2 separate regions of the Homo sapiens genome follow, and region 2 is linked to region 1. Evidence: chromatin contacts called from ENCODE Hi-C data. All regions are on one chromosome and are shown on one strand. Each heading gives the region's core, a stretch centred on a gene start or an enhancer-like site at or near the end of the contact. The rest is flanking DNA. Distances are from core to core; before and after follow the strand shown. Region 1 holds the start of CCDC6 (coiled-coil domain containing 6). Region 2 has its middle 110 kb from the start of REEP3.

Region 1 (5,649 bases), core at 1,592-4,091:
ATTTGAATAAAATTACTCAGATCTGACATTAATGTAACTGGATATGTACAGCAATTTGTTTATATATATTAAAAATTAACAAAATTGCTCTATGATTTATGCCATTATTATTTTATTTTATTGTTGTAAACACTAAAGTTCCAAGGCCATAGAGTAAGTGATTTGCAAAAATGGCACTAGACAAATAAAAATCTTGATGTTGCGCCTTGCAGTTAGACTACAAGGTATTCTTTTCCTTTGTTCATGTGTTTTTGCAGCTTAAATTGAGGGCAAAGCTAAATTTCATTATTTCTCCAAAGGAGGTGATTACCTAAATCTGTCCCTTCTTCCTCCAGGCAGCACATACTACCATTTGTTCTTGTGATTCATTTCCCCTAGAAAGCTGAGAAGGAATTTTATAATGATATTATTGGTTTTGTAACTGGTGTTTCCATTGTAATGCTATTACGGAACCAGTGTTGTGATAAATGATCTGTTTATAAGGGAAATCACTTTTACAAGAAGTAGAAAATTAGACACGCTTCTGCTTTGCAATAACAATAAAAACCGCGGTGAAAAAATATTCTCCAGTTTATTCCCATCTGTATCAGCAGGGAAGCTTTAGAAGATGGCTTTCTCCCTAAAGTCTTCTAACCACGATTACTACCTACAAGTCCCATGTCAAAATGCAAATTTCCTCCAAATTCCACTGAAGGCCACTACATTCTTAAGCTTAACCATGACTTGGGCCCTTTAAGAAAACCAGGCGCTTCAAACTCCACCCCTCTGCTGACTTGAAGCAGTGTGAGTCCGCCTTTCCAAGGCGGTTAGTTTTGTGGTGACGCTAAGAGAGAGTTAATTTGCCCCCTGCTCTGCCTGGAAGGAATGTTCCTGTTGCAATAAGCTCTAAAAGTGGAAGCTTTAAGATAATATGGAATAGGGAGCAATAGAAACTTGTGAGGTATGGCAGCCAGACCTACTCTTAAGATTCGATCACAGTGCTGAATAAAGGGGAAAGAATGTTGTTAAATCTGTTTCCCCCTGTGGTGCTTCTCCCTGCTAGCTTTACTCTTCCATTTCAACCCTCAAGTGAGCTTTCCAGAATCCGTTTCCAATTTAACTCATTGTCTCATGTACTAGATCCCAAAAAAGTGAGAGAACTAAGTTTCAGTGCAAATTAAACTGGATCACTTGTAACAGAATGATTTAGATTGCCTATATGTTTCTCAAGAGCAAAGCCAAGCATTTCCTCCCTCCTGCTATACAAACAGTGACAGAGTTCAGAAGCCCTCCAGCACTAAGCTAAAAAATACCTGGGAGAAACTGGGGTTTAGTTGCTGTTGGCATTTAAGCTGTTTGCTAAAAGCAGCCATCTTGGTGAAAGATGATGTCATTTGGAACACTTGGTGTTTTCGAGTTTATTCTGAGGTGCCAGTTTCCAAGAGCCATTGAATCACCGTTTAATCATGAGATCAAATTTAGGTTTAAAGATAATGAGGGAGTGGGAATAAGAATCATTCTTCTTTCTTCCTAACACTTTAGAAATCTTTCAGAAAGTTCAACCCAACAGAAAAAAAAATTACACTTTTTTTTCTATTTTCTATTACCATGTGTTTGTTGTAATGTTAACTAAGCGTGGGTAATAAAACTAGTCTGGTCAGTTTCACTTTCCAATTTTTATACATAAGTGAAAGCTGTTTTGTGTCAACAGGGCAAAGTGTTTAGAATCATCTCACCTGCTGGGCCAATTTCCTGCAAGCCTTTCTTTGGGAAGAGGAAGGGGGAATAAAAGTTTTTGATTTTTAATTTCTTAAACTGCAAAGCTAGAACCATGAATTAGACCGCATTACAGTAATTACTGTTTTATTTTTACATGCTAAAGTTTTCTAGGAGTGAGCAAGAGGATAGCAAAGACGGGTGATGTTGCACTCCCACTCAATCATTACTATTTGTATAGCATAATGTTATGTCCGCAGTTACTTTGGAAAATTGGCACTTAAAGAGGTGTTTCAATCTTCTACTAAAAGTGTTTCGCCTTCCTTTTTTTTTTTCTTCATTAGGTAAATGTTACTGTCTTAATCCTACTACGAGACATGTGCTGGAAATGTTTGCAAAATGCAAAGAGAAAAAGAAAAAAACAGTTGCACCTTGTTTAAACAATTGAGCGCAGTGTGGTTTATGAGGTTATTAAAGGAGATGTGTGTCTCTCCTGCAAATTCTTACTTAACAAGGTTAACCTGTGGCTGCTGTTGTTTCATCCTCCTCGGCCTCTTGTAGAGGAACTTTGTTCTCTTAGGTTTATCCAAGCCTTCCTAGTCAAAAACACCTTGCTTTTGAGAATATAAAACTGCGTGTATGTGTGAAACAGATAGAGGGAGACACGCGCACACACAGTCGGCGGAAGATGGGGCCACAACACGGTAGAGGATGGGTGCCGGAGCCCGGCTGACCTTTCCACGTGTCCCCGGCACCTGCGAGGCTGGTGGGGCATCAGGTTTCCTTTTTCTCGGGGCGGGCGCGAGCCCGGAAGAGGCTGGGCGGCCGTGGGCTTAGATCAGGGGGCTCGGAGGCCCTCCCTTGGAACACGTGTGGCTGGCGAGCTGGTGGTGCGGGGGCAGTCCTTGGCTTTCCCGCACCCGCAGTGCCTGCGCGTTCCCAGCCCGCCCGTGGTCACCAGACGGCGGCGGGCGGGTCCCGGAGCTTTCAGCCAGCTTTGCTGGGCGGCCTAGGGAGCGCGCCCAGCCCGGCTGGAGCGAGCCCCAGTGCAATACTGCCCAAGCCCGGGCGGGGTCTCTGTTCTCTGGCAGAGGAGGTCCCTTGGCAGCGGGAAGCGCCCTCTCTTTCTCTCGCCGCCGCTCCGAGTCTGCGCCCTGGTGCCAGGCGCTCAGCTCGGCGCTCCCCTGTGCTCGCCCGGCGCCCACTCATTCGCAGCCCGGCCTTCGTCGCCGCCGCCTCCCTGCTGCTCCTCCTCCTTTCCCCAGCCCGCCGCGGCCATGGCGGACAGCGCCAGCGAGAGCGACACGGACGGGGCGGGGGGCAACAGCAGCAGCTCGGCCGCCATGCAGTCGTCCTGCTCGTCGACCTCGGGCGGCGGCGGTGGCGGCGGGGGAGGCGGCGGCGGTGGGAAGTCGGGGGGCATTGTCATCTCGCCGTTCCGCCTGGAGGAGCTCACCAACCGCCTGGCCTCGCTGCAGCAAGAGAACAAGGTGCTGAAGATAGAGCTGGAGACCTACAAACTGAAGTGCAAGGCACTGCAGGAGGAGAACCGCGACCTGCGCAAAGCCAGCGTGACCATCGTGAGTGCCCCCCGGGGACGCGCCGCAGCGCCGACCTCCGCCCGCCCCGGGAGGGGCTGCACCCGAATCCAGCCACCCCCCAAGTCTTCCCCAGATTCCCGGGGACCCTCTGAGAGCACACTCCCTGCGGGGACCTGCTGGCTTCCGGGAGGAGAGGGAGGTATCCCTTCGGGGCCACGCGGGTCTGTCCTCCTCGGGGGTCTGAGGACCCTTGCGCGGTGCGGGGGAAGGCTACTGTGGCAACCATTCATGGTCCCTTTTAGCCTCTGGAGAGGAGGCCCCTCCGGGGCTGGGCTGGAGGCTGGCGGCGTGGCTGGGGGGCGGGGTAGGACTTTTTTCAGCCCTAGCATGTTTGAGGGGTGCGTCCAGAATCTGGGGAACCCCAGTCCTGGAAGAGGGAGGAAGCTGGGATCTCTTACTGGGTCCTGGCTCGGAGTGTGGGGGTTCGCAGCTGGACTGGGCACTAAGCTGGCATCTGGACTGCGCTAGCTGGATCGCCCGGGGAGGGGGCGGGAGAGAGTGGCCGGGAATCCGGGAAGTGGAGTTTTCTGGCCGGGATCGAGAGGGAAGGGCGGGTACGGCGCTAATGCTCCCACCTCTGTTGGAAGCTCTTTGCTTTGGGTTGGGAGGGTGGACGGTTTACAGCGAGGAGAGTGCAGCATCCACGCCTGGACAGGGCTGGGGCCGAAACCAGGGGAAGGGTAGTGACTGTGACTCCCTGGCTGAGCCAGAGGTACGTGTGTTTGCTTCATTCGTGGAGTGGTTAGAAGTATCTTGCTTCTGAGTCTAGATACTGGAGAACAGGCCATCTGTTCTGTTTCTACCTGTCCCCTGGAGGCTGCCCAGAAACGGGTAAGCTTGGGTCTGTAGGTCTCTCTCCTGGTGTGGCAGGCGTTTAGAAAGGCCCCTATAGCAGTGATGAGGCGAAACGTAACTAGAAAAAGTACACTGTGTACTCTCACCTATCATCCCTGCCAGCTCACCACATCATTAACATGAAGGATCCCCACACAGACAACTGTATTCAAATCAAAAGTTCCCCAGCCAGAAGCAGAGAAGATGATGTCAAGAAATCAAGGGGGATAAATGGCCATAGCTGCTGCAAAATAGCGGATTAGGCTGAACTTTGAAATGAAGAAAAAGGGATGAATTTGGGGATAGAGGGTCACACCTTGGAAATGGAGCAAGTTTAGGATGCCCCTTGTGCCAGGAAATGCCTTCGGTGGAGGAGGCTGTGTATATGTGTGCGCACGCGTGTGTACACCCCCAGTGCTGGCTCATACATGAGAACTAGATGGCATTCTTAATTTGTGTAGAAAGCAAGTTGCAAGTTAAGTGTGATCAGTAGCCTAAATAGCAGTTGATTGTAAAAAGAAACTTTTCATGCTCAAATCCAATTTTGGAGAATGGAATTGGAGCAACTTTCATGTGAGATGGTAAAGTTCTTGAAGTGCCCTTTTGGTAGGAAGGTGGGGGGCGGGGAATTTGCAGAGGCAGCCACTTCCAAGCCTCCTATGCAGCTTTCTTCGCTGACAGAGATGTCTTTGCTGAGTGGGGGTTAAGAAGAGAGGGAAGTTGTTGGAGGCAGTTTAAGGTTTGAGTTAGTAAATGAGAGGGTTAGTCTCTTGGAGACTGTGAGCCATGGAAAGTAGTAAGACTTGCATGAAGCAAAATAGCCTTTTGCATGCAGTGGGCAATTCAGGCTGGTTTTGTTTGGGAGGGAGGAATGAGGGATGCAGAGACTATGAAAGGGTTATCTGTTTGACACTTAGACCGTATTATAACTAGGTTTGTAAATTGTGCTTAAACATGTTGGCTTTGCAGGAACAAATGTGTTCATTCCCGGTGTTTAAGATCAGAGGCCTTCTGAGTACTTGGCTAGAAGAGCGTATAAGGTGGTGGCTTGCTTTCTTAGCACTTACCCTTAACTACACTGACATCCAACCGAATATACTTTGTGAAATGTCGTGTGGTGTTAATGAGTAAAGTTAACATTGTTTTAGATGACACTGCACAAGTACCAGAAGCCTCTCAGTTCTTCTTTAATTTCTGACTAATATATTCAGGGAGACACATAAAAAAGTGCTTGTGGTTCGCCTGGTTTCCTAATACTTGGCAGTTGTTACTAAGGAGCTGAATGATAAATGCAGAAAACAGATTCCTTCAAGATTTTGCAGGTTTTGTTAACTGACCTAGGATCCAGATTCTGTGGTGGTACGTTTGACCTCTCAGGTATGTAATGCGGGAGGAGAAATTTATGTGACTCCATGAAATGGGCCTGTGAATGTAGAGTCCATTGAACAACACTTAAGTAGTTTATGTCAAGGTTAAGCTGTACAATCCCTGACATCGCTGACTTAAGCATTACCCTTGC
Region 2 (5,649 bases), core at 1-2,500, 3.7 Mb before region 1:
TTGGTTAAACAAATCGAATGGAAACGATTTGTTCAAGATGGGAGCATCAAATAGACGCAAGCTCTTCGAAACAGCCCTGATTCCCTGGCAAACGCTGTTGCTTAGCGAAACGTCAAAACCCCTGCGTGCAAACAAACGTCTGAGGGGCGCACCCGCCTTGAGCAAGCTTCTCCCGGCAGCTCGGGCTTTGGAGAACGTCTGGAGGACATTGGTAGCTCCTCCCTCTCCGGTTAAGGACTTGGTAGGGGGAAGAGGGCAGAGGATCCAGGATCTCCGGGTCGGGTCATCTGGGTTGACGCGTCCTGACACCCAGGACGGTGCAGGGGAGCTCCGGGGCGAGTCGCTTCGCGCCAGGAAAGGCCTGCGTCTCAGCGCTGGAACAGAGGGGAGAAGCAGAGGGGAGCCCCGCCCTCGGTCCAGTTCTGGAGCAGTGCGCCCCTCCCCCGCCCCGGAAACGTCCCCGCCGCCCCTCCCTCCACCACCACCTCCCGGGGACCTAGGTTGTAAAATCCCACGCAGTGGGGCGGGCACGGTGACGGGGGTGGGGCGGGTGGCGTAAGGCGCCACCGCCCACTGGCACGGCACCAGCGCCCTCCAGCACCCAACCGCCGCCTCCCTCTCCCCGGCGCGGCTCCAGCCTCCCCCCGCCAGCCCAGCCCCCCCAGCGTGGCTCCAGCCTCACTGCACCCACCCACCCTGCACCGCAACCTCCCAGCACCCTAGCTGCCCGGCCGGCCCAGCTCGGCTCTGGAGGGCGTCCCTCGCATCTGGACTCCCTCTGCCCGAGGGAGGAGCCGCAGCCGCGGTCGCCCCGCCCCTGGCGTTCTTTGACTCCCCCGGCCTCTTGGACATCTGGGTGCGGGGGTTAGTGCATCAGATGTGGCTCCTGGGCCGCCAGATGTGCGCGTTCCCCGCCCGGGGCAGGCGGCCGGCGAGTCTGGGAGGACGCGTGGGAGGGGCTGGGAGTTTTCCCTCCTAGCAGACTTAAAAGCCAGCAGAACCTCCAGCCCCCTGGGCTCCCGGCCTGGGCCTCCTGGGTCTCCGGGACGCACTGCCCAACGGAAAAGTTTTCAGCCCAGTCTGTGCCTCGCCGCCAAGCAGCCCTTGGGGCTTCTCAAAGTGGTAGAGAAAATAGGACAGCTCTACAGGATGCCCCAAAGAAAACCCTCATTTGTCGACCAGGCGACCTTAGTGCTGGCGTGGGACTACAGCTGCGCAGCCAGCAAACCCCAGTTGGGGGAGGGGGAGAAGTGGCAGTAGAGTTCGCATCTGGGGCTTGCTCTAAAGCGCTCTTTGACTGCTTTTGGATTCCATATTTGAAGTTGAGAGTCGTATTCCACCTGGTACAGGCAGTTCAGGGCAGGAGAAAAGCCAAGTGAACTCTGTGACTCAATCCCCTTGGAATGTGCCTGGAATAATAATAGGGACTTGAAAGGGTTTTATGGCCGAGGTGGCTAGTGGAGAGCAGTCTCCTACGCCTTGCAGTTGGCGGTCGGCCGAGGGGGGCAGTATTGCCTTATGCAGAGCTTCTGCGCCTGCAAACGGGACAAAAATAGTCGGAGCATCTGGTTTAAATCAACCAAAAAGCATTTCTATCAGCTTAATCCACCGGCCTACAGAACTGACAGAACAGGACAAGCCAAATATATTCCCGGTACTCTTTTAACACTCCAATAATAGCTAAGCCCAATCACACTTTACCGCTGGGATTTCTGTGTCCTACCATACAACTGTCGTTATTTTATAGATGTTGCAAATTAAACTTCCTTTTCTGGAGTTGTGTGTGGGCATGTGCTTAAGCAGTTACATTTGCAAGCAACGCTCGACTACGCTGCCCTTTTCGTTTTCCTTTTTCTTTCTCTCTTTTGGTATGAGGTCTTAGAATAGTCAAAAGTATCTAAGGCCAACATATGGGTTGCTTACACCACTAAATATATAGCTGCATTTCCCTCTCTTAACGCCCTAATCAGGATTCCAAAGGCAAGTTGGAACAAAAGAAAAAACGTGTCTGAGTGTAAAGGGAGAATTTGTGCCAAGAATTACAGTCGCAGGGTAAATAACCTTGTTTTCTCCTTCATCAGTGGCCGCTACCAAGTCCCGTTCTTGGAAAGTGGCCAACAGTCTGTCTGGTGGAGGGTGCTGCTAATTAGAGAGAGCCCATAAACCTCTCTGTCAAAGAGGGCATGTGACCTTCTCTTCAAGTCTGAACAATAAAGCCGGCGAACTGCAGACTGCACTCAACACTGGCTGCCCCGCGGATTCCCTAAATAGGAACAGGATGAAGGCCAGGCTCAAGAGGTTACCATAGCTCTGCTCCCACACTTTGAGGAATCGGTCACTCCACTTCCCCATATAACTTGTTTCAATTACTCTCTACAATCTATTTAGAGGAGAGCAGCTTGCAGAGAGCACTCATTGTCTAATCTAAATGAGGAAGCAATTATTACTTGCTGCAGTCTAATGTGCTTTGAGACTGGTGGGTCAAAGAGCAACCTGATTTCTTGTAACGTGTCTTTGCACTTTGGAAGATACACCTTTTTAATGACATTTATTTACTCCTGCTTTTAGGACACATTTTTCTTTCTATTAAGATTACAAAATTAAGGTGTTTTTCCCCTTCTCAGTCTTCAATGTCCTTTTTAATTTTAGAATTTAAGCTATTGTAAACACCCCAAGTACTTTTGCATATTGTTTAATGTTAAATATTATTTTTTTTAGTGCTTTCTTATAGGCATGTTCTCTGATTATAGCAAAATAGAGTTCTCTAAGTCTTCCCTTCTTTGTTTAATTTACCTCCCTGGGAGCCCCCTTGCTAGCTTTAATTTTATACAACATGTTGTAAACTATAAATAATACAGCTCCACTTTCCTAGAACATATGGAAACTGTCGCCTGCTATATATCCTAACTGTACTTGCTTTCAGCTTAAAGACTGAATAAAGTTAATCTCCTGTGTAAAAAGGCATTTAGCCTTTTGTGTGTGTGTGTGTGCATTTTATTAGTTAAAACCCAGTATGGAACAGCACATGAAATTCTTGTTGTGAACAGAGCACATAAAAGGGTTTACAAGGTGTGGTTTGAAGAGAGGAAGCCGTGGAACAAATGTTGGTGGAAAGGAGAGGAAGGAAGGAAAGCACTTCCTGAGAGGATACTCCTCCTGTTTCAGCTGCATCCTCTCTTCAGATTCTTCCTGTTTGTCTTAGTCCATAACTGATAGTAAATTATTTGTCTTCATTTTTTTCTATTCACTTTAAAAGCATCCTTTCTCTCTGTACTAAAGCTACTCTTGAAACCAAATCCATTAACTTCCAATGACTTAACAACTTTACTTCATTTAACATTCTGATAATCTGAAACTTTTGTATTATATAATACATGTATGGAAGGAATCATTTCCATGTTAACTTTCCAAGTATTCTGTGATCTCTAAGACAACCAACTGTGACGTAATTAACAACAGAGTCCGAAGTCACAAACATTGCGGTTGCTTGGGTCGTAGGTTGGTCACTGTTTTTTGTTTTTGTTTTTGAGACAGCATCTCACTGTGTCACCTAGGCTGAAGTGTGGTGGTGCAATCACAGCTCATTGTAGCCTCAATTTCCCGGGCTCAAGCGATCCTCTTGCCTCAGCCCCGCAAATAGCTGGGACTACAGGTGTGCGCCAGCCACCACGTCCAGCTAATTTTTGTATTTTTTATAGAGATGGGGTTTTGCCATGTTGCCCAGGCTGGTCTCCAACTGTGCTCAAGTGATCCGCCCGCCTCACCCTCCCAAAGTGTTGGGATTACAGGCATGAGCCACTGCACCCGGTCACAGGTTGGTCACTAGTGAGTCTCTGCGTATTTGTAAAATCGGGATGATGCCTCTTCGCAAAGTGTGAAAACAAACATATACTACTGTTGGTTATCACAACTGAATGTAAGGGGCATCACAAGCCTTATAAAGTATTAATTCTTCTTCCAAATACATCACGTGCTACAACATCCCCTTTCGTTACAAGATAAATTAATAAAATATTTATAATTTCTACATACTGAATTTATGACTTTATATTTTGAAGTGGAGTTTCTTTTGGAATTTTTTTTTTTTGAGACAAGGTCTCACTTTGTCACCCAGGCTGGAGTGCAGCACAATCTCAGCTCACTGCAGCTTTGACCTCCCAAGGTTTAAGCAATCCTCCCAGCTTAGCCCCCCAATTAGCTGGGAATATGGGCATGCGCCACGACACCCAGCTAATTTTTGTATTTTTTCATAGAGATGGGGTTTTGCCATGTTGCCCAGGCTGGTATTGAACTCCTGGCCTCGAGTGACCCACTCACCTTGGCCTCCCAAAGTGCTAGGATTACAGGCGTGAGCCACCACGCCTAGCTTTTGGAATTTAATTTTAAGGATACTGTGATAGTTAATTTTATGTGTCAAATTTGGCTAGGCCATGGTACCCAGGCATTTGATCAAACAGTAGTCTATGTGGCTGTAAAGGTATTTTCTAGATGTAATTAGTGTTTAAGTCAGTAGACTTTGAGTAAAACAGATTACTCTCCATAATGTGGATGAGCCTCATCCAACGGTGAAGGGAGAATTCTACCAGCAGAATTACCTTTGTACTTGAAACATCAGCTCTTCCTTGGGTCTCTGGTGTATTGGCCCACCCTGTAGATTTTGAACTTGCCAGTGTCCACAATCACCAGTCAATCCCTTGAAATAAATCTTTCTCTACATATCTTATTTGTTCTTTTTCTTTGGAGAACCTTGACTAATTCAGGTACTTACTATTGACTCTTAGCACTACCATATCTATTGTAGCCCTCAAATTGAGAGTGACTTAAATTATGCTTAGCATTGCCATGGGGGAAATGCCCACATATACCCCATGTTTCCCAGTAGTTTAACATCCTGTCAAAACACATTAGAATTCAGCCAGATATTCTAACCTGGCTTCATTAACTCTCCTCACGCATCTTTTCCAAATCTCAGCATTAAACAGTGATTGGAAGAGAAAAACACAAGACTGATGTGCAAAAGCATCTGATCCTGTTCTCTCCCTTCACAACTTTCTTTTTATGAGTATTCCCCAAGGCACCGGTTGAAAATATAAGAAACTGTGGCAGTCCTAAGGGACTCAAGGTTAAAAGTCACCTTGAAAAATTTGCAAGGCTACTGAAAATGTAGTAAGGTTTCAAGAGTGAGATGGTCAGATTCAGGATGTATTCTGGAGATAAGACAGCCAAAACAATTTACCAATGTATTGGATGTAAGAGGTAGGGGAAGGGAACCAATAATTAAAAAACAAAAACTGCTCTGAGAGAACCACATGAATTATTCAATAGCCAAGAATAAATTCTAGAATAAATAATACTCAAATAATCCAAACATTGATTTGGTTGGTAATGGTGAATTCATTTTATTAAGAGCAAGAATTGTTTCCCTTAAATTAATTCTATGCTACTTTACTTGGATATAAGCATTGTGCAGAAACCTAACAGTGCTCTCATAAGAAGCAGGTAATCAGTGGATATTTTTGAATTAAAAAAAAAATAGATGCTGATTTGATTTGCACATAATGCCAAAATAACACGCTTGCCTTTTTCTCTCTTAATCTGGGATTGTAAGGTAAACAGTACGCATGGTGACTTTCCTGCTTTTGTTGAGCA

Evidence for each region. A loop is a pair of places that touch in the nucleus more often than their neighbours do. Pooled maps may share reads with other maps.
Region 2: a loop to region 1 is called in a pooled map, with 21 times the contacts of the local background. The contact joins the enhancer-like site here to the promoter of CCDC6 in region 1. A Hi-C loop is called at or near these places in 5 of 50 pooled maps.

The regions. Positions count from the first base shown.
Region 1 is chr10:59,903,748-59,909,396 of GRCh38, reverse strand. It overlaps CCDC6 (coiled-coil domain containing 6), which reads left to right and starts at 2,841. Exons shown (of 9, transcript NM_005436.5): 1 at 2,841-3,275. The coding sequence starts at 2,973. RefSeq lists enhancers at 413-1,206, 3,899-4,128 and silencers at 2,252-2,546, 2,729-3,068, 3,099-3,378.
Region 2 is chr10:63,625,417-63,631,065 of GRCh38, reverse strand. No RefSeq gene overlaps it. Among named protein-coding and RNA genes, the nearest start is that of REEP3, 110 kb to the right of the region's middle. RefSeq lists a silencer at 411-740 and enhancers at 1,211-1,260, 1,271-1,450, 1,841-2,050. Within about 2 kb of position 1,250, at least 41 of the 41 ENCODE cell types and tissues checked have a DNase peak (open chromatin) inside an H3K27ac peak, as active enhancers do.